Linked DNA regions of Homo sapiens: all the other regions are linked to region 1. A link is an interaction called in ENCODE POLR2A ChIA-PET data of the cell type or tissue named here. Cell type or tissue: GM12878. All regions are shown on one strand. Region 1 overlaps LOC105376481 (a long non-coding RNA gene). Region 2 overlaps LOC105376481 (a long non-coding RNA gene). Region 3 overlaps LOC105376481 (a long non-coding RNA gene).

Region 1 (2,500 bases):
ATTTGATTATTCCTGCACTACCTCAAGAGAGAAATTTCTCCTTTCATCCCCTGTCAATAGGTTGTTGAGCCCTAAAAACCGGTCTTAGTTCATGTTCCTGCAATTGTAAGGCTTGCCCTTCTAGCGAGTAATTTGTGAAATGTTATTGGGAAATGGCGGGGGGTGGGGGGAGTCTTTTCCTGTTAACACAGCAGCATATAAAACACAGATGGGAAGATCCACTGAGGAGCATACTAATTTAAATCTAATTAAAACACATTGCCTTGAAAACATTTAGGTATGATAAATCCGAGTGTGAAGGTCACAAATTTCACCACTGTAGGTATCAGCAAGGAAAAATGTTGGCCAGGTTCGGTGGCCCACACCTGTAATCTCAGCACTGTAGGAGGCTGAGGAGGGAGGATTACTGGATGCCCGAAGCTTGAGACCAGCTTGGGCAACAGAGTGAAACCCCATCTCTACATAAAATTTTTTTAATTAACTGGGTATGGTGACACACACCTGTAGTTCCAGCTACTTGAAAGGCTGAGGCGGGAGGATAGCTTGAGCCCGGGAGTACGAGGTTTCAGTGAGCTATGATAGCACCACTGCACTCCAGCCTAGGTGAAACAGCAAGACCCTGTCTCCAATAAATAAATAAATAAATAAATAAATAAATAAATAAATAAATATATAAATAAACAAATAAATAAATAAAATATTAATCACCTAATAGTTACTTATAGCAATAGTGCTAGGTATAGGGAATAGAATCATAAGCAAGAAAGATATGGTCCCACTCCTTCTGGAGTTGACAGTCTAATGGGGAAGACATACAATAAAATAAGCAGGCTGGGCAAGGTGGCTCATGCCTGTAATCCCAGCACTTTGGGAGGCCGAGGCAGGCGGATCACCTGAGATCAGGGGTTCGAGACCAACCTGGCCAACATGGTGAAACCCCATCTCTGCTTAAAAAAATACAAAAATTAGCCAGGTGTGGTGGTGGGTGCCTGTAATCCCAGCTACTCGGGAGGCTGAGATGGGAGAATCACTTGAACCCAAGGGGTGGAGGTTGCAGTGAGCCGAGATGGTGCCACTGCACTCCAGCCTGGGTGACAGAGTGAAACTCCATCTCAAAAAATAAAAATAAAATAAAATAAGCAGTCAAGGTGGAAATGTACAGTTGTGCAGGCTGTGCACTGCCCAACTTCAGGGGACATTATTCACATAGAATGTGGTCTAAATGGTGCCTCCCCAACAACGCATGGCCTGTACCACCTTATGGTGGTGGCCCTTCAAGCAATTTTCTGAAAATGTGCTAAGTAATTGGTGACAGCAGATGTACTGAGCCATGGAAGCACCTGGCAACACCTCTTGACCTAATCTAGGTGGTTTCCTGGAGTAAATGACATTGCAGCCAAGACTTAATAATCAGCCTGAGTCAGGTATGCTAAAAGCAGGAAGAGTCATCTAGGCATCTTCTTCTAGTAGTTTCTCTTCTCAATCAGAGAAACTGCATATACCAAGGCCAAGGACCAGGGGTTCTGAGGCTGAGCTAACCACAGAACAAAGATAAGGGACATCTTGGCAGTTGAATTCTGCTGTTGATGTGGGAGTTTCATTTTTCTCGCTTGACAGACCCAGGTCAGCTGCACCCAAACTTTGTGGATTCCAAGCTGTTTTCTAACAAGGTCTCAGCAATGCTTTTCAATATAGTGCAGTTGATTCAAAAGCTTTGGCTAAACGTAACTTTCAGAGAAGATCCCCTCTCTTCAGACGGATGGTTCCAAAAGGTGGACTCCTATTCCTGCCACCCATCAACTTTATCAATTGTCAAGCATTTTGGTTCAGACAAACTCAATCTGATTATGACACTTCTCTGCTTAAAACCTTTTAATTAGTGCTTTAGGGATTAAAAAACAAAATGAAAGACATCTTGAGATAAAGTTCAAACTCCTTAGCCTGGCCTACAAGGTACAGTAATCTTCCAGAGGGCAGGGGTGATTTCTACATCATCACTTAGCCCAGTGGCTTACACGGAGTAACATTATGGAATGGATGGATGGATGGATGGATGGATGGATGGATGGATGGATGAACAGTCAGTCTTGCCCTGCCCACAATTTTCCCCTTCAATCTACTCCAATAAGAGATGACTCTCTTCCAGGCAGGGCATGTTCCTGTTAGGCCCTCAGTGTTCACAGGATATTGTCACTTCTCCCACAGCTGACTGACTGGTAAAGTTTTAGTCCCTGGCATTCTGAAATGGTGGCACTCCAGGCACAACCAACCAAAGTGTATCGTCTCAAAATGCCTGCAACCTGACACTTATCAAAACTTGGTTTATTACTCTAAAGGGAAAATCACAAAAGTATGAAAGGATGTATGCACAAAAAGATTTCCTGCAGCGCTGTTTATGTTTGGGAAAAATCAGAATGACCCAAATGTCCATGAATAGAGGGCAGGGCACATAAATTAAGGAATATACCACATGGTAGAATATGGAGCAACCTTAAAGTGG
Region 2 (2,500 bases), 54 kb after region 1:
TAAAATTCCTTTTTATTGTGCCAGAAACTGTGCTTGGTATTAAGAACACAAAGTTGAGTAAATCGGTGTCTGTCTTCAAAGGATTCATAGCTGAGGGGGGGCAAAAGAAGCATAAACAATTATAATATGTGTTACTCAATCTAAGGTGCTACCAATTATAAGAAACCATTAGTTTTTTTTACCTCCTAAAATTAAACTATGATATTCTTCAATTTCAAGATGAATTCTAATTTCAGAGATACTTCAATGTTAAAAAAATAAGTGTGTTTAAGTGAAGAAATACTGTATGCGTTATAGGAGAAGTTGTGTTGAAGAACAGGGAGAAGAAATGATCTGACCACCTGGGCAAAGCAGGGAGATACAGTAAAGTTTGTAAGGGGGAGTCAGATTACTTTAAGCAATGTAACTATCTTAGTACGCTTGGGCTGAGGCTTAAACAATGGAATTTATTTTCTTACAGTTCTAGAGGCTGAAAAGTTCAATATCAATCAAGATCTTGCAGATTTGGTTCCTTGCTGAAGGCCTTCTTCCTGGCTTGCAGATGAGTGCCTTCTCACTGTGTCCTCACATTGTGGCGAGAGAGAACTCTGCTTCCTCTTTTTCTTATAAGAACACCAATCCTATTGGATTAGGGCCTCGTCCTTATGACCTTATTTAATCTCACCTCCTTAGTTCATTTGTCTTACTATAATAAAATACTATAGGTAATTTATAAACAAATTTACTTAGACACAGTTCTGGAGGCTGGGAAGTCTAAGATCAAGGCAGCAGCAGACTGCCTTGTCTGGTGAGGGCTGCTCTCTGCTTCCAAGATGGTGCCATGATGTTGCATCCTCCAGAGGGGAGAAACACTGTGTCCTCACATGGCAGACAAGAAAGGATGAACTCCCTCTATCATGCCTTTTGATAAGGCACCTAATCCCATTCACAAGGGCTCCACCCTCATGACTTAATCATCTCCTAAAGGTGGCTCCTCTTAATGCTATTACATTGGTTATTGAGTTTCAACACACATTTGGGAGGGGACACCAATATCTAAAGCATAGGACCTTCTAAAAACTCTGTCTCCAAATCCAGTCACACTGGGAGTTAGGACTTCAACACACAAACTGGGGGGTTGGGGGCAGAAGAGACACCATTCAGTCCACAGCAGTGACCCATGGCTTTGGGTCTCACTTTTTTCCCTCATATGCAAAATAAGATAATAATAGTAGCTACCTCATAGAGTTGTGAAGATTAAAAGATTTCATATGGAGTGCTCTGTGACGTCTTAGATCTAGTACCAGTTTAGTAAAGGCTGGCTGTTATCAGCAGAGGTAATTAATGATAGAATTTGAACTCCAAGAATCAGTAGACCTTCGCCAAGGGCTAAGAAAGCAAGCAGATTCCAGGGAAGAACAGAATGCCTAAAGGACTGTTTCTGGAACATTCTGCCTGTCTGCTATGATGTCTTGATGTAGTTGGCGAGGTTTTTTTCCCTTGAGGAATTAAAAATCTTTTTTTTTTTTTTTTTGAGACAAAGTGTCACTCTGTCACCCAGGCTGGAGTGCAGTGGCATAATTATGGCTCACTGCAACTTCAACCTTCCTAGGTTCAAGTGATCCTCCTGCCTCCACCTTCCAAGTAACTGGAACCACAGGTGCACACCATCATGCCCGGCTAATTTTTGTATTTTTTGTAGAGATGGGGTTTGCCCAGGCTGGTCTTGAACTCCCGGTCTCAAGCTATCTGCCTGCCTAGGACTCTCAAAGTGCTGGGATTACAGGCATGATCACCGTGCCTGGCCAGAAATCTTTTTGGTATCTTTTCTCCTGTACCTTCTTCCCTGTTCTCCAATCCCAATACACGCACAAGGACAGTTTGGTTCTTTCCGTTTTACAGTCAGAAGCATGCTCCAGGCCCTGTACTCAAATCAAGAACTGGGCTTCTCAGAACAAGGACACAGGTTCCTTGTCTTTCCATTTCCCTCCTCGCTTCCCTCCACCCCTTCTTGTTGGGGACAGCCTTTGTCTAACATCCTTTGTTTAAGAGAATTAATTGCTATCCCCCAGTGGCTGTCAGTGTCTTTCAGGAGACCTCATGTAAATAAGGCTCCAGGTGGCCTGCTCTGATTTCCGAGTTACCAGAGGGATAACATCCTGTTAGGACATTCATCAAGGATAACATTTAGTGAGGCCCAGAGCAGTGACTCATGCCTGTAATCCCAGCACTCTGGGAGGCCCAGGCGAGAGGATTGCTTGAGGCTAGGAGTTCGAGACCAGTCTGGGAAACACAGCCAGATGTCATCTCTATGAAAAGTAAAAATAACCAGATGTGGTTGTGCATGCCTGCAGTCCCAGCTACTCAGGAGGTTGAGGTGGGAGAATCCCTTGAGCCTAGGAGTTCAAGGTTATAGTGAGCTATGGTCTTTCCATTGTACTCCAGCCTGGGCAAGAGCCTGTCTCAAAAATAAATAAGTAATATTTAGTAAGTCTAACCCCATTTGAGGCTTGCAGAAGTT
Region 3 (2,500 bases), 62 kb before region 1:
AGCTCGGCCTCTTCCTGTCTCTTGCCACATGATCTCTACACATCAGGTCCCTTTCACCTCCCCTTCACCCTCTGCCATGAGTGGAAGCAGCCTGAGGCCCTCCCCAGATATAGATGCCAGCACCATGCTTTCTGTACAGCCAGAAGAACTGTAAGTGAAATAAACCTCTTTTCTTTACAAATTGCCCAGCCTCAGGTATTCCTTTATAGCAACACAAATGAACTAAGACGGAGACCCGGGTGGGCCCATGGATTCCTGCCCATGAAGGTGCATCATTGGCGAAGGCTTGAACACCACAGGGCCGAGTCACTGCGCCTATAACCAGGTGAATGAGAACTAGGCCTCACGACGAGGTCAGCTCCTCCCAGTTCTGCTGGGGGTGAGTCAGTGCAGTTCAGGGTGAACCAAACATAAACCCAGCTCTGGGTGCTGCTAGTCTTGGTGCCCAAGGAAGCTTGGGAGGCTAAGCCTCTGCATCGTGGCCTGAGAGGAGCAAAGCAGCCTCTCTCCTTCCAAGATGCCTGGCCCACAGGCAGACTCTGCTGACAGGAGAATCATCAACTGAGAGACTCAGCACTTTGTGGAGTGGGTGAAATTGTCCTCCTTTTCTCTATATGCTCCTTTTAGTGCACTTCCAGGCACCTTCTTCCGTGTCAGGGACCCCAGGACCTCCTGCTTCAACCATCCTTCCCCATCCCCAATATCAACTGCCTACAAAGCTTAGCTTCAGGCAAGAATCTGTATGATTCATTGAAATCTTGGTGGGAAATTTTCAATGAGCATCTTCTCCCATCACATTGGCATAGAGTTCTTATATCAGATGGTAGAATTAAAGATTCAGTTTCCCGTTCAAGGATTTCAGGCAGCAAACTGGCGAAGGAGCACATATGAGGAACATCTCCTCGTGCAGATGGCAACCCAAGTTCGGCCCTGCTATATCCACACCCTGGGCACACATCGTTGGCAATATTTGGAGACACAAAATAAAAATACGCTGATGCTTGGAAAAGATATTTGTGTGTGAAAAGCTAGTTCATCAGTGCTAATTTGGGTGAATTACGTGGTTGGAACCACAGTACACAGCCTTCAGAATTAGAAGGGAAATGGAGATCATTCCAAAATCTCCCTACACAGAGATGAGGTATCAATCTCATTGTGGATCATAGACACTTCTAAATAAGCCCTGCATGATTTCCTTCTCCAGCCAGTTCTGTGTTGGCCTACTTTTCCTAGCCCCAGTTGACCCAGCTCTGGTGGCTGTAGCCTGAGAAAGGAAGTGACCTGCTGTGATGAGAGGTTTTCCCTGGTGACATCTATCCAGCTGGACACAGTTGGGGATCGTCTGGGGCCCACACATGCAGGATGTCAGAATGTGCCAAGATCAGCAAAGATAAAATCTTGGCACAGAATTCCTCCATCCTGAGGGGCAAGGAGACAGGACCCAATGACAGGTCTGAGCCCAGAGCTTGCTTCTAACATCTTTGGTCAATGGAACTAAACTGCATTTGGAGAGTGGCCTGCTTGGAGAGACAGGAAGAGACAAGTCAAGGTCATAGCTGAAAATCATTGCATACTTTTGCAAATCAGACTGAAGCAGGTCTATCAGCTGTCCTGGAAAGTCAAGGCAGCCTATAGATAAGCTCCAAGTGGTTTGGATTCAGGAGAGTCACTCCTGCAGGAAAGCTCCACTGTGATCTGCAAGTGACAGCTTTTATCTGTTCAGCCCACACACTCCCAGACATTATCTTTATTCTCTTCTAATTGGTCTTAGTGCCAAGGCTAGGGACATAATGAAATTAGAAAAAGCAATTCTGAAGGGAAGGAAGAAAACTGACTTGTACACTGACATTTGATAAAATACCTGCCTAATTGAATATGGAGCTCTAGATCTGGTATTGCCTGAGCTTCTCACAATTGCTATGCAGTTGTGTGGAGTAAAATCCCATCTGATACCCATGTGAGCTCCCTGGGCTCCCCAAGAACTGACAGTAAAGATGGAATCTAGTAATCTCCAAGAGGTGGCTTTCCACTTGGCATCTCAAACTGTCTTCTTATTGGTTGACAAATTACCTGTTGGGTACAATGTTCACTATTCAGGTGGGATGGATACACTAAAAGTCCAGACTTCGTTACTTCATTACACAATATATGAATGTAAGAAATCTGCCCTTGTGCTCCTTCAATATATATTTTTTAGGCTGGGTGCAGTGGCTCACGTCTATAATCCCAGCACTTTGGGAGGCCGAGGTGGGCGGATCACCTGAGGTCGGGAGTTTGAGACTAGACTGACCAACATGGAGAAATCCTGTTTCTACTAAAAATACAAAATTAGCCAGGCATGGTGGTGCCTGCCTGTAGTCCCAGCTACTTGGGAGGCTGAGGCAGGAGAATTGTTTGGACCTGGGAGGCAAAGATTGTCATGAGCTGAGATAGTGCCATTGCACTCCAACCTGGGCAACAGGAGCGAAACTCCATCTCAAAAAAAAAATTATATATGTAT

What was found. ChIA-PET counts read pairs that join two places held together with the same protein. Peaks named below come from ENCODE experiments on the same cell type or tissue, not always from the same donor. Only the 100,000 strongest peaks of a DNase experiment are listed, where the experiment ranks them.
Region 2: POLR2A ChIA-PET joins it to region 1 with 8 read pairs; 8 of 35 experiments call an interaction of 5 or more read pairs at or near these places.
Region 3: POLR2A ChIA-PET joins it to region 1 with 6 read pairs; 4 of 35 experiments call an interaction of 5 or more read pairs at or near these places.

The regions. Positions count from the first base shown.
Region 1 is chr10:31,090,065-31,092,564 of GRCh38, reverse strand. The region is part of intron 1 of LOC105376481 (a long non-coding RNA gene); the gene reads right to left. Among named protein-coding and RNA genes, the nearest start is that of ZNF438, 59 kb to the right of the region's middle. RefSeq lists an enhancer at 1,209-1,398. In GM12878, no CTCF peak of the experiment used is centred here; a DNase peak (open chromatin) is centred at 1,514.
Region 2 is chr10:31,036,043-31,038,542 of GRCh38, reverse strand. All of the region lies in intron 1 of LOC105376481 (a long non-coding RNA gene), which reads right to left. Among named protein-coding and RNA genes, the nearest start is that of ZNF438, 5.4 kb to the right of the region's middle. In GM12878, no CTCF peak of the experiment used is centred here; no DNase peak of the experiment used is centred here.
Region 3 is chr10:31,151,758-31,154,257 of GRCh38, reverse strand. All of the region lies in intron 2 of LOC105376481 (a long non-coding RNA gene), which reads right to left. Among named protein-coding and RNA genes, the nearest start is that of LINC02664, 35 kb to the left of the region's middle. In GM12878, no CTCF peak of the experiment used is centred here; no DNase peak of the experiment used is centred here.